Regions from separate parts of the Homo sapiens genome. Here region 1 is linked to region 2. The links are chromatin loops, found by intact Hi-C in ENCODE. Cell type or tissue: Caco-2. All regions are shown on one strand.

Region 1 (8,000 bases), 110 kb after region 2:
TGGAAAATAAATAAAGAGGGAACAAAAAGTCCACGAAGAAGAAACAGTTTGTTGGGTGGCGCCTCTCAGGGCCAGTATGATTTAATTGACGTCAAGCCTGTTATGAGTACTCATGTGGCTAGGATAAGTGGCATTGGAAGCCGGGTTGCCCAGCATCCTTGCTCTCAGAGCCCCACTTGATGACCTTCTTAGGGGTTAGTGCCTATCAGGAGGCTGTTTTGAGAGTATCTGTGGGGAAGAAGGGCTCAGATTTAAAACTGATTCTAAGTCAACAATTCAAAAATATAAACAAGGGAATTTGTGGTTGCTCTCACAATTAATTTGGACCAGCAGCCCACTGGAGACATTGCTGGGAACCCCAAGGAATGTAGGGATTTAAAAAAAAAGTCATTGAAACTTAGACCACAATCACTGGGTCCCAACAGGCTCTAGTGTTAATTCAAATTGCTATCTATTGGGTAGAGAAAGAGAATTTCAGTGCCAGAAGCTACCATAGAGATACCTTGTAGTTCCACCTTATACTGCCGAGAAGGAAACCGAGGCCTGGAGGGAGCCCATGATGTGTTCATGTTTACACCGCAAGTTAGTGTTAAATATTCCATTTTTTGGAAGGAATTTTACTTACATGCATATTTTCCATTATGTTTATAAATTTCCCCCTATTTTAAATTATCCCCATTCCCTACTAATTGTATCTTTCATTTTTTCTTTATAAACCTTATAATTCTCTAATATACTATATATACTTTATTTATTTTACTTATCATCTATCTTCCCCTGTCTCCACTAAAATCCAAACTAACTCCATAAAAGCAGGGCTTTTTGTCTGGGTCACTCCTGTATGGTTGACACTTATTTCCTGGAACACAGTAGGGGCTGAATGAATGAATCTGTTGAACGAATGGATGAGAGCCTGAATGGGTCTCATAGACCCATCTTGGTAGAAGTAAGTTCTCCTTTGGTCATCTAATTCAGAGAACCTTGGGGAGAAATAGAAAAGCCATTTCCACTCCAAATGGGAATCTAAGGTCAGAAAAGCACAGGGTTGCCCAGGGCTAAGCTGTAAATATTGGCATTCTGAGAAAGAGGTCATAAGTTTGGAGACTTTGCACTTTCTCTTTGGAAATGGAAAAGTCATTTCATTTCACCACATCCACTAAGGTGCATGAAGTAAACAGCAGACACGCTGGATGCTTGGGGCATCATTCCTTCAACAGGGACAACAGCTTTCATGAGGGTTCTACTAGGTTAAGTAGAGAGGAGCAGATTTTTCAGGGGAAGGGATGGCAGAAGCAAGGCTGAGAAGTCAGGCGTGATCATTCATCTGAGCTCCTACTATGTGCTGGGCTCAGAACCAGATGTGGATCTACAGCTTATTTATGGGTGCATTTGAGGGAGTAAGCGTTTATGAGTAGGACAATGAGGGAGAGAAGGATTAACATTTTCTGCCCGTTTCCTGAAATGTGTCTTAATTCCTTCCTAAGGAAGGCTGACCAAGAAAATAATGCAAGAAGAGAAAGTCTCTTCAAAGGAGCCCAGCTAGGGGCTGTAGATGAAAGGATTCCTTTGTGAATAAAATGAAGGAAGGAAACTGAAGTGGTTCAGTGGTTGAACCACTGGCTGAATGAAGACCTGAAATAAGGGAAATGCTTCTCAAAATTAGAGACCAGGCTGGGCTTCCTAAAGACGACTCATGCGGAGGGAGGCCCCTTGAGCTGGAGGGCTCAGTGGAAACCTAGAGACAGAAATGAGATGTAGCAGTCAAGCAGAAATTGAAGAATGTTCTTTATATTGATACCCACCATGTGAAGAGGGTGACAGTGAGTGTGATGCCTTTAGATGCACATGAAAGAACTTTCAGACGACAACATAAAATTTCCAAAATATTTTGTTTAACCTGTTCACACACTTTCATTCATTTTTCCCCCTCTGAGAGTAACTATTTGTAACCCCAACTAATAATGAACACTAGTGTTTATGAAGGATTTACTAAATGCCACCTACAATACCAGGTGATTTTTCTACATCACCTCATTAATCCTCATATCCCTACTATGAGAGTAGGTACCGCATTCATCCCCATTCAGTGGAGCCCATAGGGGAGGAAACTGACGTGGGAGGCTGGCTCAGTTCCCTTAGTGATGGCAGTCTGATGGAGGTGCTGACCCAAGTGGACACCAAATGTTTTGTATTGAAACATAATACAGTGCAGCATTATGGGGCAGGGATGGGGAGCTGCTGGCCCATGAGCTGGATATAGTCTTGATGTGATTTTATGTCATTAAGGAAACAATTACTAAGAGTAACACACCCTTTACTCCTGTAGTCATAAATCTGTAGTCTACTTTTAAAATCTACTGATAAGCTTCCAAAATTATGGGTTCCTTTAAGAAAGTTTCTCTTTAGTTCTAATTTTATTATTGTTGTTTGTTTGATTGTTTTCTTTTCTGCCTACATATGTCTGATTTTCTCTTCACAACTGCATCCTAGATGCCTTCCTTAGTCTCTTCTGCTTCTCTTCTGTTACTCTTGTTTTCTGCTTCTATATATTTATCTGCTGTTTTCCTTTCTGTACTTTTCCCTCTTCTGTCTGTACCCATTAGTATCCCTTAAATGCCTGTGAAAAGGAATTCAAGTGAGTTCTTATTGCTTATTGGGTAGAAGAGGGTTTTATGCTTTAATTTAAAAATGGTTGAGGATTTAATAGTATTTCTGTCTTTAAAAGATAATAACATTACATTGCTTTTTTACTTTATTTGTATTAGAAAAATATTCTGACTCTCCATTAGGCAGTTGTCCTTGATAGAGTGGGAAAAAGGCTCAGAATTCCGTCAAGCAGGTGTATCAAGAAGTTGCTATTTGGTCTGTTGTCTTTCCTGGTTATTCATTATTCAGTTTAACACAGAAATCATTAAACATACACTGTTTTCTATGGTGCCAAACATCAAATGAAACATGCTTAGGCCTGTGAACCAAGAACTTCTAGAAACCAGACAATTACCAAGGGCGTCAAAATGTCTCATCTTGTTGCTTGTAACTGAACAGTGAAAATGAGCGTACATGTAGGGGCCATGGAATGAGGATTTTAATTTGAATCAGAGGATGGGGTGAAGAGCAGTCATTTACAATATTACACAAGTCATCTTACAATGAATAATAATTCTATCTTGAAATTCCACCCTTCCTGCCATGTGATTATAAATTTGTTTATAATTGGGTAAGTCCCACCAGTCCTGTGAGATTGCACCATGCTTTATGTTTGCATACAGTGCTTTATGCTTGTCAAGGTGCTCTGCCTTCTGCTGTCTTATTTGGCATCTAAACATCCTAAATACCCTGAAAGTAATGAGACCTGGAGCTAAGAGCTCTCTTTACAATGAGGAAGCTGAGGATCAGAGAGCTTATGTCATTTGCCTTGACTACAGCAAGTTGCTAGTGGCTGTAGACCCAATGCAAACCCCACCCAAACCAGAGCCCCACCCAAACCAGGGCTTTTCTCTTGAATGCATATGGCAAGAGAGAGACATCCCACTGTCCATTGTGTTGAAGGTAGAAAATGCAGAATGTGGCAGAGTGAGCTAACCCGCTTGGTGGCCCTCACCCTGGCAAGAGACAGATTTTCCTTCCTCTCCCTGAAGGGTTAAGACAAAGAAAATATCTGAAACTTTTCCTAGCTGAGCCTTTGCTCCAGAACTCAGACACTTTTGCGACGGAAGTGGGGCATTGGGGAGGCAGAAAAAGCCAATACATAAAAAAGCAGCAACCTCACCACCTCACCTGGGTCCCCATGAAACCATTCCACCCAGATGAGTGAGTCAGTGGGTGTTCTTTTCATGGCCTGTCGGCTCGGTGGCACCTGAGGCTGCAGTGACCCCCAGTGCTGCTTCAGGTGAATGAGCACACAGAGCATTTTCAGAACTATGGCTTACTCTCTCAGTGTATAGCAGTTTAAGTGCTAGGGACTTCTCTGAACTCATTGAAAGAAATAAAGCCCCTCTGTCTTTGTATCCCTAGAATTGGAAGCTCATGTATTTGTGATGCTGGAAAGGGCAAATATTCATTGAAAGAAAATAGCTCACATTTACTGAGGTCTCACTATGAGCCAGGCACGGAGTGAAGCAACTGGTTGGCCTCACCTTGAACTCTCACACCCAGACTAGGAGCTAGGCACTGTGATAACTGCTGTTTTACACAGGAGGGAACTCGGGCTCAGAGTGGATGAATGACTTGCTGAGGGTTGCACAGCTATTAAGTGGTCTGCCTCCATAGCCTCTACTTCCCAGGATCTCCAGCAAGGGATATCTCCTGAGGCAGTGGCTTTCACACTCTTAGAGGCCTGGAGCTCTGTGTACACTAACTGAAACCTAGCTGCTTTGGTTAGAGGATTGGGGTCAGGAGGAGACTGTATCCTCATGGCCCAGCAAGAGTTCCGCAAAACCCTTGGGATTCTCAGTAGAGCAGATCAGGATGCTAATGCCAGCCTTCTCTGGAAGTCTGTCTCTTTGAAGTTGAGGTCATTTCCACCACACCCCAGAGGGACCCATCTAGTCGACGCCTGCCTGCCTGGCCACCACTTCCCTACTGGAAAATCATCATTTCCCATGTTCTAGTTGGGGAAGGACCCAGCAGCTCTTTCTCTTTGGCCCATCTCTCTTCCTTTTATGAGCCAGCTAAAAGGAATCCCCCAGAGGTCATCTTTGTCCTTGGCGTGGGAAAGAGAGAGGCCTTGTCAGCAGGTGGGGGAGGTAGGAAATGCTGTTCTCCTGTGGGCTGAAGGTCAGTGAAAGGTGAGCTGGGGCTCCTGAGGCCAGCAGGTTCTGGCACAGAAGCAGCCCGGGAGGAAGCTGCCCTGGAATGTGCTGTGGACAGACCTGCGTAGATCCCTTCTTTCCCACGTCCAGGCTGTCCCAGCATCTCTGACCAGGCCAAGGTCACCTAGGCGCAGGCTCTTCTCCTTACCTCACAGACAAAAAGAACTTAGCACTGTAATCTAAGTGTTCCCACTCCTCATTTGAAAAGGGAAGCATTTCATTTTTATGTATGTATGTATGTATGTATGTATGTATGTATGTATTTATTTATTTTGAGAGGGAATCTTGCTCTGTCACCCAGGCTGGAGTGCAGTGGCACGATCTCGGCTCACTACAACCTCTGCCTCTTGGGTTCAAGTGATTCTCCCACCTCAGCCTCCTGAGTAGCTGGGATTACAGGCATGCGCCACGACTCCTGGCTAATTTTTGTATTTTTAGTAGAGATGGGGTTTCACCATGTTGACCAAGCTGGTCTTGAATACCTGACCTCAGGTGATCCACCCACCTTGGCCTCCCAAAGTGCTGGGATTACAGGCATGAGCCACTGTGCCCGGCCTCATTTTTTTTTTTTAATGAATTAAAAAAAAAAAAACTTATGTGGCAGTTGATAAAATAATTATTTTGAAATTAGCCACTTATCTTCTAGAAAAAAAAATGTTTGTTGCTCTTCTGATATTGGTAGGAGTTTCTTCCTCTTCCAAGGTGACTTTTTGGATAACACCCTGAGGGGACTACCCTTCATCCTTTATCTCCATCGCAGCCATTCCAGGCCTTCTGTGACTCCTGGGATAAAATAAACATTAGTGGGCACTGTTCCATTACAGGGTTCCCTTTTGGTGTGTTCCATTGTTATCTCCCCCTCTCCCCCAGGACCTATTCTCCCGGGAAATGATAAACCTGGGGGCTTTAGTGGTGGAGAAGGTCTACAGAGCCCAACCTCAACTTAAAATTTCCCCAGCCTCTTTTGGAAGCCAACTAGGTACCTGATTTTCCTGAGTGGGACACGGCAGCCCCCTGGGTGGTCATAGCACCACAGTATACTGTTTTACTTACCTGTATCTCTTGGCCATGCCAGCAGCAAGAGCCTCTTGGACCTAGAATGACCAAGGACCGTGGCCTGTCTGAGTTTTAACTCTGGATTTAGAAGATTGGGGATCTTGTTTCAGACATTTACTCATCAACAAATACCAAGTTCATTGCAGGTAGGGTTCTTGGAAGGTAAGCTCTGACACGAAGTTGAGTGTGCTGGAGGCTCATACCCACGGGAGGAGGGGAAGGCAGCAGGACTGTGCAGAGGTTGAGTCGTGATGCAGGCTGGATGCAGCCACAGCCAGCCCCAAGAGCACCAAGATGGCCTGCCAGCATTGTGCTGGAATGAGTGCTGGGATGGGCTGACATGGGCCTTTATTCCATCACTCCCATCACTCAGAGGAGGTGGGCTGCCCCTGAAGGGCATGACCTCTGGCCAGGTAGCTCTCTGCAACTGAGCAAGCCCTGAAGAAGCTGCTGACAACCCTCTCACGAGCTGAGCAGCAAGTCCTTCTTGAAGGGGGTCTGTGCCTGTCACAGGATTTTCTCAATGGCTGAGGCACTGTGTTGAAACATGGCAGATCAAGTTGGAAAGGCTTGGTCTCTGTCCATGAAGTGCTTGCAGTGCTGTTGCCCTGACTGCAGTGCGGTGGATGCTATTATGGAGGACTCTTGTGGTGGCTGCTTGGTAGCCCCAGGCAGGCACCAGGTCATTAACAGCCGCGTGAATTCCCTTGTCACTCCTAGGAGATATATACCTGCACCTCTGTTTTGCTGAAGAAGAAAGTGAGGTTCTGAAGTGTTGAGTAGCTCCTAGGGGTAATACGGCCAGCTGGGAAAGATGCCAGGATTCAAACTTAGGTCGGACTCTGAAGGCAGTGTGCTTTCCTTTATTCATAATTGCCTTTGAGATTGAAGGCAGAGCCAACAGGAGCAGGACCATTGTGGGTGTTCAGCAGTGTCCCCTCTCCTACCCTTGCTCATACCCAGTTTTAGCTCTGTGCCTGGACTCTAGCTGTCCCCCGCCAATGGTGCCACAGCTCCATGCCTTTTCTGTGACCTTCACCACTTTCTCTGCCCTTGGGGCTTCCTCTTCCTCTTGACTTTTCTCAGCACTTAGGTGTTGGCCATAACTGTTTTTGGATGACTGCATTGGGTAAGTCCCACCAGTCCTGTGAGATTGCACCTTCCCAAAAGGCAAGGAAGTTGTATGGAAACTGGTTTAGGCCTTGTGTGAGATTCCTTTGCTAACAGTCCAGGAAGCTGTGTCTGGGGCAGCTTCCTTCCCCCAAATATAGATACTTCTCCAAGCTTCCTGTCTGGAATCAGGGTGTTGTGAAATGTGGGCACTCATTCAGTCCTAGGGGTCATGGGGAACCCTACCAGCTTTCCCATTAAACCCAGCTGGTAAAATGGACTCATGTCTGTTTGTTTTTGGGGTTTGTATTCCCTCCTACCTAAAGAAACTGCAAGAGAAGGGATAGAAAAGACCAAGGCATCAGCAAGTCTGTGCCCAGGAGTGCAATAATCCTTGTGTTTACTGGAAGGGGAGGCTGGCATTGAACCCATGTCAAGATAGGTTTGGAGAAAACCCAAAGATGCCAAGGCCTTGCCTTCCATCCCCTGTGATCTACTACTTAATCAAATAGCCAAGGATGTGTTAAGAGGGAGAAATGTGTAAATGTTTAGAGAGCAGTGAGTTGTGAGCTGTAAATGGCCCTGGCATGTTTATAAGAAATGAGCAGGCCAGAAATGAAACCCCAATAGTTTTTTTGTGTGGATAGAATTACCAAACTGATGGATGGAGGGAGTGTTCTGGTTGTTAAATATTTGGGCCTTGGGAGTCTTTTGATGTAGCACCTTGTGACAACTGCTTGCAAAGTGAGCTCAGACTAGCTTAAATTAGCTCAGGCCCACATGTTCGGGAAGGGAGGCTGGAGTAGATTCCCGCCATGGTTGTTTGCAGCTCTCCCTTCTAAGAGTTCAGGACTCTGGTAGTCAGAGCGCCCAGGCTTGGCCAGATCAGGGCACCTGGGGAAGGGTTTGTCTCTGCCTCTTACTACCACATGAAGTACTCAGAGTCTGGGTGATTGTGGACAGGGCTTCAGATCAAGGAAACTTAAGATTCTCAATCAGCCATTGACATATGCCAAGACCAAT
Region 2 (8,000 bases):
GTGATGATAATTTTATTTTTTAGTATTATTAAGTCATTGCTGTCTGTAAGGCCATCAAAGAGCTGGAGCCACTTGCTGGAATCAGGCTAGGTCAATTTCTGAATGCTGGAATGAGGTTGAGGGGAGTGAGGTAGAGGATACATTTTTAAAAAGTTTACATGTAATCAAACCCTGGTCATTCACATCTCCTGTTAGATTCATTATGGGAGTTGGATATTTAAGAGGAATCTTTGCCACAAATTCATGTGTAAACCCAATAATTCTCGACTGTTAAAAGTGGTGGGAGCCCTAGATATTAGGATATAGGGTCATTTAACCCCGTGGTTCTCAACCAGGCATGATTTTGCCTCCCATGAGACATTGGCAAATTGGGGTGGGTGCTGCTGGCATCCGGTGCGTAGCGGCCAGGGACACTGCTCATCTTATAATACACAGGATAACCCTCCTCAATAAAGAGTAATCTGGACCAAAATGTCAACAGTGCCGGGGTTGAGAAACTCTGTCCTAACCTGAAGATGAGACAACTGACCACCAGGAAGGGGGAGTGACTTGCTGAGGTTAGGCAGCACAGCTGCACCAGAGCTGGGATCCAAAGTTTGAATCAATTGACCAGAGGCCAGAGGCCAGACAGAACCTTGATACTGTCATCTCACCTGTGAAGTAAATTATCAACCTCACCCATGTGAATGAGGCCTTACTCTATAGTATTTTCAAGGCTCTTTCTCTTGTGATATTAAGCTCTGCTTTGGAAAAACCAGGTTTTCCTATTCTGGGCTTGCTGATAGAGTAAGGATGGTAGATTCAGCAAATGAAAATAAGGTTGTCCAGGCCAGGCGCGGTGGCTCACGCCTGTAATCCCAGCACTTTGGGAGGCTGAGGCAGGCGGATCACCTGAGGTCAGGAGTTCGAGGTCAACCTGGTCAATGTGGTGAAACCCTGTCTCTACTAAAAATACAAACAAAATTAGCCGGGTATGGTAGCGGGTGCCTGTAATTCCAGCTACCAGGGAGACTAAGGCAGGAGAATTGCTTGAACCTGGGAGGCAGAGGTTGCAGTCAGCCAAGATCGTGCCACTCCACTCCAGCCTGGGCGACAAGAGTGAGACTCCATCTCAAAAAAAATAAATAAATAATAAAAAATAAATAAATAAAAAGAAAATAAGGTTGTCCAGTTACATTTGAATTTCAGATAAGCAAGATAGGTTTTTGGTTTTTAGTTTTTAGTTTAAGTATGCCCTATGCAATATTTGAGACATACTTATGCTAAAAAATTATTTCTTGTTTATTCTGAATTTCAAATGTAACTGGCACCCTATCTTTTGTCTGTCAGCCCTGTGAGCTCTACCCATCGCCCTGAGATCACAGGTAGGCCCTGGGGTCATCTACCCCTGTCTGAGGCTCCTGCAACCCTTATGACCCCCTCTGCCTAGAGGGGGAAGATGGGAAGGGGCAGGTGGGCCTTGAGTGGAGCAGGCATTCCTAGCTCCTGGCCTGTGGGTGCCTGGGAAGAGCCGGCTAGCCACACTGGGCTAAAGGGCCTGTAAGTTGAGAGGTTGGCCAAACTGTCCCTTTTTATAACAGGAGAATGGTTTAAATGAAGTGTCAGCAGGTGACCTATGGCCCTGGAAAACCAAGTCTGGAGAAGTTGTGGCAACTTTGCCCCTGATTGGGGAACAGAGTGTCCTCTGCACTTCTACTGGTTTCCAGAGAACATGGCTGCCCTGGCTGAGGAGCACTTGGACATGGTACCTTCCAGGGCTGAGGTGCTGTCTCCTCGTCACCCCTGGGCTCTGGGCCTGCCCCAGGGGCCAGAGTTGGGCGGTTGTTCCTAATACAGGGGGAAATGATGGGCAGGGCTGTGCACCCACAGAGCTGCTGCTGAGCCGGCAGCTCAGCCTTTTTGTTTAGAAGAGGCCTAGATGTGGAGCCTATCAACAGATCAGAAGGGGATGCTGGCTCAGCTGCTCCCTCACCTTGCCTTATCCCACACCCCTTTCACCTTTGCTTCCTTACCAGCCCAGACACCAGGCTCCAAACCAGTCAGTGCTCAGGGTCCGGCAGCCAATGGCACAAGGTGGGTGGCCCACTGCCCTGCCCCATTCCCTCCGCCTCCCAATCCATGGTCCAGGCTGTTGCTCCCAGGTGTCAGGATGCCATCCCCCTTCCCCAGAGCAGCTTCCTGCTAGGAAATCTCATCCTCACAGCTCCTCCTAAAGGGCAGTCAGCTGGCCACAGCCACAACTTGGTGGCCTTTCTTCCTGTTGGCTCAGAACAGCCTTTGAGGGTCTTTGGGAGTAACTGCTTAGGGACTCACCATGTTGTCTGCCATCTTGTCGACATCGTTGGGCCACCTAATGACCAGGGCTGGCTCCACCTGGCCTTTGCTGCATGGGTGCTTATTAATAGGCATATATTGAATGAATATATGCCTATATTCACAGAGTTGAGGACAGTTAACCCATATTGCAGAAGGTGTCTGATGATAAAGGCTGAATGAAGTCATTGGTTCTCAAACTTGAGTGGGCATTAGCATCACCTGGATGGCCTTGTTAAAACGCACAGTACCAGCCCAACCTGGGGACTCCTGACTTTGTAGTTCTGGGGTAGGGACAACTTTGCATTTCTTACACATCCCCAGGTGATGTTGCAGGTCCAGGGCCATCTCTGAGGACCACTGGCTTAAGCTGGTGCCCTTCTCAAAATGTCTTGCATTTCCATTTTACTTTTATTAAAATATTCCTTAATTAACAATTTTTAAAAATCTTCATTGACTACTTACTCTGTCCCATGCACGAAATTTTGGGGATAAAAAGAGAAAAATTGCCTCAAGGAACTCACAGTACAGTGAGAGAATTGCCCATGACAAACAATGACCATTTAATCTAATTACTTTTATTGGGATATTGTGTTGAAGGTGCAATGGGGGTGTGGTAAGGGGAATGTGCAGTGTTGTTGGGGGTATCCCTTTGAGGGCAAGTGTGATAGTGTCTCTCTCTCTCTTTTGTATTGCACTTCTCTCTCTTTCTGTGTATTGCACCAAAAGTATATACTTTTTGAAGAAGTATACACTTCTTTTTGTGTATTACACTTCTGTGTGGCTTGTTTTCCCCAGTTGACTTGCGAGATTTCTAAGGGGAGAGGCTGAGGTGAATCTTGGTCTTCTTCATTTAAGTGTGTTCCAGTTGACATACCAGGCAACCAAAAAAAAATGTATTACCTACAGAAAAGAAGTTCATATCAAAGAAGTGAATGCCTAATGGTGGAATTTCAGGGCCAAGTCTGTGTGGGGGTTTACTCATCTAGATTCTACTATATGTGTTGAGTTCTAGGGCTGAGCTGGATGGAGAGAAAGTTAGGCAGGACGGTACCTTTCCTGGTTCCTACCATCAACATCGCTGACTGAGTTTATGGGGAACACTGCTGGTATTTCATCCTGCAGGGATTCTTGAAACCTGCCATGAGCTAAGACAGCTCATTTTCAAGAGCTTTAAGTGGTCCTGAGCGGATGCTTAGCTGGGGACTTGTCATGGCCTGAGGTGACATACCCTTTCTGCAGAGGGAGAAGGCCTCTGAACCTTTCTTTCTTCAGAACCTGGGGGACTAGGGAGGAAGGGAAACCCCTCCATGACTTGCCTGCTTGGGGCTAGGAGCTGGAAATGGAGACAGAGGAAGCTGCTTCTTATTATGCACAGGGCCAGGAGAAACCCTTGGGCTTTGCCCGGGGCCAGGGCTGGCTTCCCTGTGACTTTCTCTCCACACACCCTCTCATCCTCCCTGGCTTCAGGAGTGACAGATAGAAGCAGAACTAAGCCGGCTGTACCCATCATTAATAACAGAAATATTCAGGATAGCTCATTCTCATGGAGAGCTCACTGTTCTTTGAAAATACCTTAGATTCACGAACAGATTGAAAAGGGTCAAGAGAGGTTAAGAACAGCCAATATTTATAGAGCTTGTGCTCTCAGCCACAATTTCAAAGTGTTCTGTGTGCATTACTTCATTGAATCTTTAGAACAACCCTGGAAAGTGGGGTATAATTGGCTCCATTTTAAAGAAAACAATACCTCAGCTATGCAGTTTGAGTAATGGTCCCGAGATCACTCCAAAAGGAAAAGTGTAGCACCAGATTTGGAATCAAACAGGAAGACTCCAGAGCCTAAGTTCATTCTCTGCGGTCCTGCTCTACTTGGTGGTGGGGAAGGGGAGGGAGGAGATGAGGTGAGGTTGAGGAAAGAATACTTCAGTGTGTGCTTAATCTGCCTCCTCCTGCACCCTGCCCTCCTCCTGAAGGTCTGTCCTGGCCACGGCAGCCTACATTATGTCCTCTTTCCAGCTTCTGTTTTGACCTGGTATTGACATTTGACTTGGCATGGCTTATCATTATCTCTATCTTGTTAGGATTGCAACACCCTAGTGAGCAGGGAATGGCCTCCAGCTCCCTCAGGCTCTCCTAGGATACCTTACAGCAGAGGTCAGGGTAGGGCTGATAAACACTTATAGTTGCCCAGAGCCCGGTACCTGGTCCACAGCTAGGGTGACCAAACATTCTAGTGTGTTTCAGTTTTGGCACTAAACTCTGGCATTCTGGGAGGCCCCACAATACTGGTTGGTCACCCTATATCTCATTTGACAAGCAAGGACATTGGTCCTTGGGGGACACAGTGTGGTCCCAGTCTCACCCATGGTTATTGGTGGAGGCTGATCCCAAGGCCTGCTCTCTGACCCTGATCCAGTTCCCTCTCCTCCTGCTGCTTTAGAAGTGAGGGCTCAGTCTCCTGCTCTTGCTTGTTAGGTCAAAAGCTTTTAGAGACAGCCACTGTCTTCTCTATGGGCTCTGAGATGCTTCTTATTCTCTTTTGGAGAAAAGACCCCCACAGTCAAGAAGCTTTGGCTGAGCCATCCTTACTTACAGAGCTTGTGCTGGGCAAGTCTTGGAGGGTCAGCCTGTGTTCTCTAGGGGCTTGCTAACAGAAAGGAAACGGCTTTTCCTCGAACCACAGAGCACAGCAACTCTTCAGACACGCTCGGTCAGCCTGCAGGGGCAGGGGGTGGTTGCCAAATTCTAATGATCAGAAATTAGAAACGGGAACAGTGAATTCTAGACCAGCAGCCTCCAAAGTGGGATGCACAAAACTATCCTTTGGAATAGGGGAAGAAAATGTTAAGACATCTATTTCTATTTACGTTTATCACTCTTTAAAATGATTACATCTGTGTGCACTTTATTGCGTATGTAATATGAGCACCATATGGTGCATGATGGGCATACAAATACACACGTGGGAGTGGACACTGATGGGGGTTGCTCATTCAGAAGTGCTCCCTATGTCTCCACAGCTGTATTTTAATGATCATGAGGTGGGCTGGCTGGAAGATGGTCACTTTCAGCAGAGGAGGTTCAGAAGAAGGAGAGAGTGAGTCTTAGAGTAAATTGGCTTAGAACATCCCTTAGTTGATGTTTAATGCAGATGATGCTTAAGTGTTTCTGGATGGTGTGTGATTTCTTGGAGCGATTTTGTGCATCAGGAAGTGAACTTCCTGCAGCCACATTTTGCACATCTTGTTCCATTACTTGTCTAACAGGATGCTCACATTAGCTTGTGGGTGACAAGAGGCAGGCTAGACAGAGCAGAGGTTCTCAAAGTGGAGTTTTCATATCAGCAGTAAGAGCCTCACTTGGGAAGTTGTTGGCGATGCAGATTCTTAGGCTTGCTTTCAGCCCCACTGACTTAGCGACTCTTTGGGTGGGGCCCAGCATGTCTTGTTTGGACCATTTGTCCAGGTGATGCTGATGATAGGCAAGATTGAGAACCATGGAGATACACAGGCAGGGGCACACAGTTTGAATCCTGGTTCTGCTCCTGCTGCTTCTGTGGCCTGGGACAAGTGACTGATGGCCCAGAGCCTTGATTTCCCCATCTGACAAATGAGAGTGATAACACCTCTCTCCTGGCATTAGTATGAGGATTAAAATAGGAGACAACTGATGTAAAGTGCTTAGCACTGTGCAGAGCACAAGGAGTTACTGCATATCTAGCCTCAGTTGTGATTTTTACCATTAATTGGATTATGATGGGGGACGGCAACTTCTATAAGGAGGTGGCACAGAAATGTCTGATTTCTCCTTCCTTCTTTCAGTAGCTCTGTGACCTTGGGCACATCATTTTCCTTGCCTATAAGATGTAGATAACGACACCCACGTAACGGGATAAGTGAATGGAGGTGCCTGCAGTGCTTTGCACTTTGTAAAACACCAACTGAATAGGAGAAGTTTCTAGAGAGCTCTTTACTGAGGCTGCTTCTACTTTGTCCTTTCTGGAAAATACTTCCCCTCTGCCCAAATAGTAAATGAGAGAGGAGAAAAAAGCCAGAAATCCCACGGTGCCAGACTTGCAGGCACAAAGAGCCTTTGCACCGTAGGTGACTTTGTTTCCTGAGTGCCATTTTTGGCCCCTCCCACCCTGGTCCTCCTAGATCCTGGCCTCAGCTTACTTCCCCTGTGGTTCCATGTTGATTCCTTATTAAAATGTCACCTGCAAGTCATGAAAACTCAGTGTGGTTTCCTGAAAGAGGAGGGGCAGTGATTGTCCAGAGTGTTCTTTTGTCACGATGAGAATTGCTTGGGCGACAGTGTCAAGACAGCAAATAAATTGCCTCCTCCCCTTCAATGTCTCAGTGCTGTTTTTGCAGCATGAATGGTTCCAGTGTGGAGATAATCCTTGCTCATCTTTTCACCAGGTTCTTGAATGTGGAAAATGGGCAAACAGTTCTCCCTCACCACACACTCCTGTTATTTCCAGTGTCCCGTGGCCATACACCCATCAGCAGAGAGGCCTGGAGTGGCAAGCAGGGGTGGCTGGAAGTCTGCTCTCTTCTCATGAGAGTACTGAGGGCCCAGTGAGGTGTCTGTAGAGCAAGATAGAGCCAGGTGATCGGGGAAGAGAGCCCTCCACCCCAGTTTTCCCAGGAGGCGACAGGCCCCATCTCTGGGGGGAGTGGCGCATGCCTTTCTCCTCGTCACCTGCCCCGATGAGCCCCACATGGATGAAGTGAGAGCCTGTGTCACCACCCCGGCTCCTCAGGAGGCTGGTGATGAATAGGGATGGCAGGAAAAAGGAGCTGGGCTCTGCTGTGACATGTCTCTATTTTTCCAGAAAACTGCCGGATGTCCTTCCCTTGTAAAAGTTGAAGAGAACAGAGGAGAGGAGAAGGGTCGGAGCAGAGAGATTTCTGATATGCTGTTAGTGGCGCTGCCAATTAAAAAGAAATTAAAACAGAAATCTCCGTGGGCTGCTGGAGTGAAAAAGTCTCCTCTCCTGGCCCCTCTAAACCCTTGAACAAATTAATTGGTTGGATGTTGACTGGGTACCAGTGAAATTCTTAGATATTAGGTCTTGTTCTATGGTAGGCACAGAAGAACAAGGGGTGTGTGTGTGTGTGTGTGTGTGTGTGTGTGTGTGTGTGTGTGTGTGTGTATGTGAGAGAGAGAGAGAGAAGAGAGGAAGGATGGGGGAGAGAAGAAGGGAAGGAGGGAGAAAGGGAAGGAGGAAAGGAGGGAAGGAGAGCAAGAGAGAGACTTGGGGGCATCGGGGTGGGTTGGAGCAGTTCAGGGATTGAAATCATGCTGCATGACATTTGGGCATTTTGGGGTAGCTGAGACAAAAACTGCTGGAATTTCATTTTGAAGATAAGAAAAGGACTAGGAAAGAGAGCTTCTTTAGGCCAGAGGAGAACAGATTGAGGCTGTGAAGGACTCTTGGCTCCCAGCTCTTCTTGTTCTCTGTGGACTTTCAAGCTTCTGCAGGGAGACAGTGAACTGGGAGGAATATGTAGTGACTGTGAAGGTTACATGTGGCTGGAAGGGGCAGGCAAAAGGTCCCAAATGGCCCTGTGGTGCTTTAGTTGGCAGAGAGATGGACAAGTTGATCCTGCCCTTATGCCGTCTCATGCATTTGTCCAAAAGCTTTGTTTCTGCTGCGTGGTCAGAGACAGAAGGAGGAG

What was found. A loop is a pair of places that touch in the nucleus more often than their neighbours do. Peaks named below come from ENCODE experiments on the same cell type or tissue, not always from the same donor. Only the 100,000 strongest peaks of a DNase experiment are listed, where the experiment ranks them.
Region 1: it touches region 2 in a loop (3-fold over the local background); 1 of 110 quality-filtered maps calls a loop at or near these places.

What each region holds. Positions count from the first base shown.
Region 1 is chr10:77,374,023-77,382,022 of GRCh38, reverse strand. The region is part of intron 2 of KCNMA1 (potassium calcium-activated channel subfamily M alpha 1); the gene reads left to right. KCNMA1-AS3 (KCNMA1 antisense RNA 3) reads right to left here. Exons shown (of 6, transcript NR_126365.1): 6 at 5,410-5,594. Among named protein-coding and RNA genes, the nearest start is that of KCNMA1-AS3, 27 kb to the right of the region's middle. RefSeq lists an enhancer at 4,950-6,149. In Caco-2, a CTCF peak has its summit at 3,869; a DNase peak (open chromatin) is centred at 3,842.
Region 2 is chr10:77,482,466-77,490,465 of GRCh38, reverse strand. The region is part of intron 1 of KCNMA1 (potassium calcium-activated channel subfamily M alpha 1); the gene reads left to right. Among named protein-coding and RNA genes, the nearest start is that of KCNMA1-AS3, 140 kb to the right of the region's middle. In Caco-2, no CTCF peak of the experiment used is centred here; a DNase peak (open chromatin) is centred at 4,425.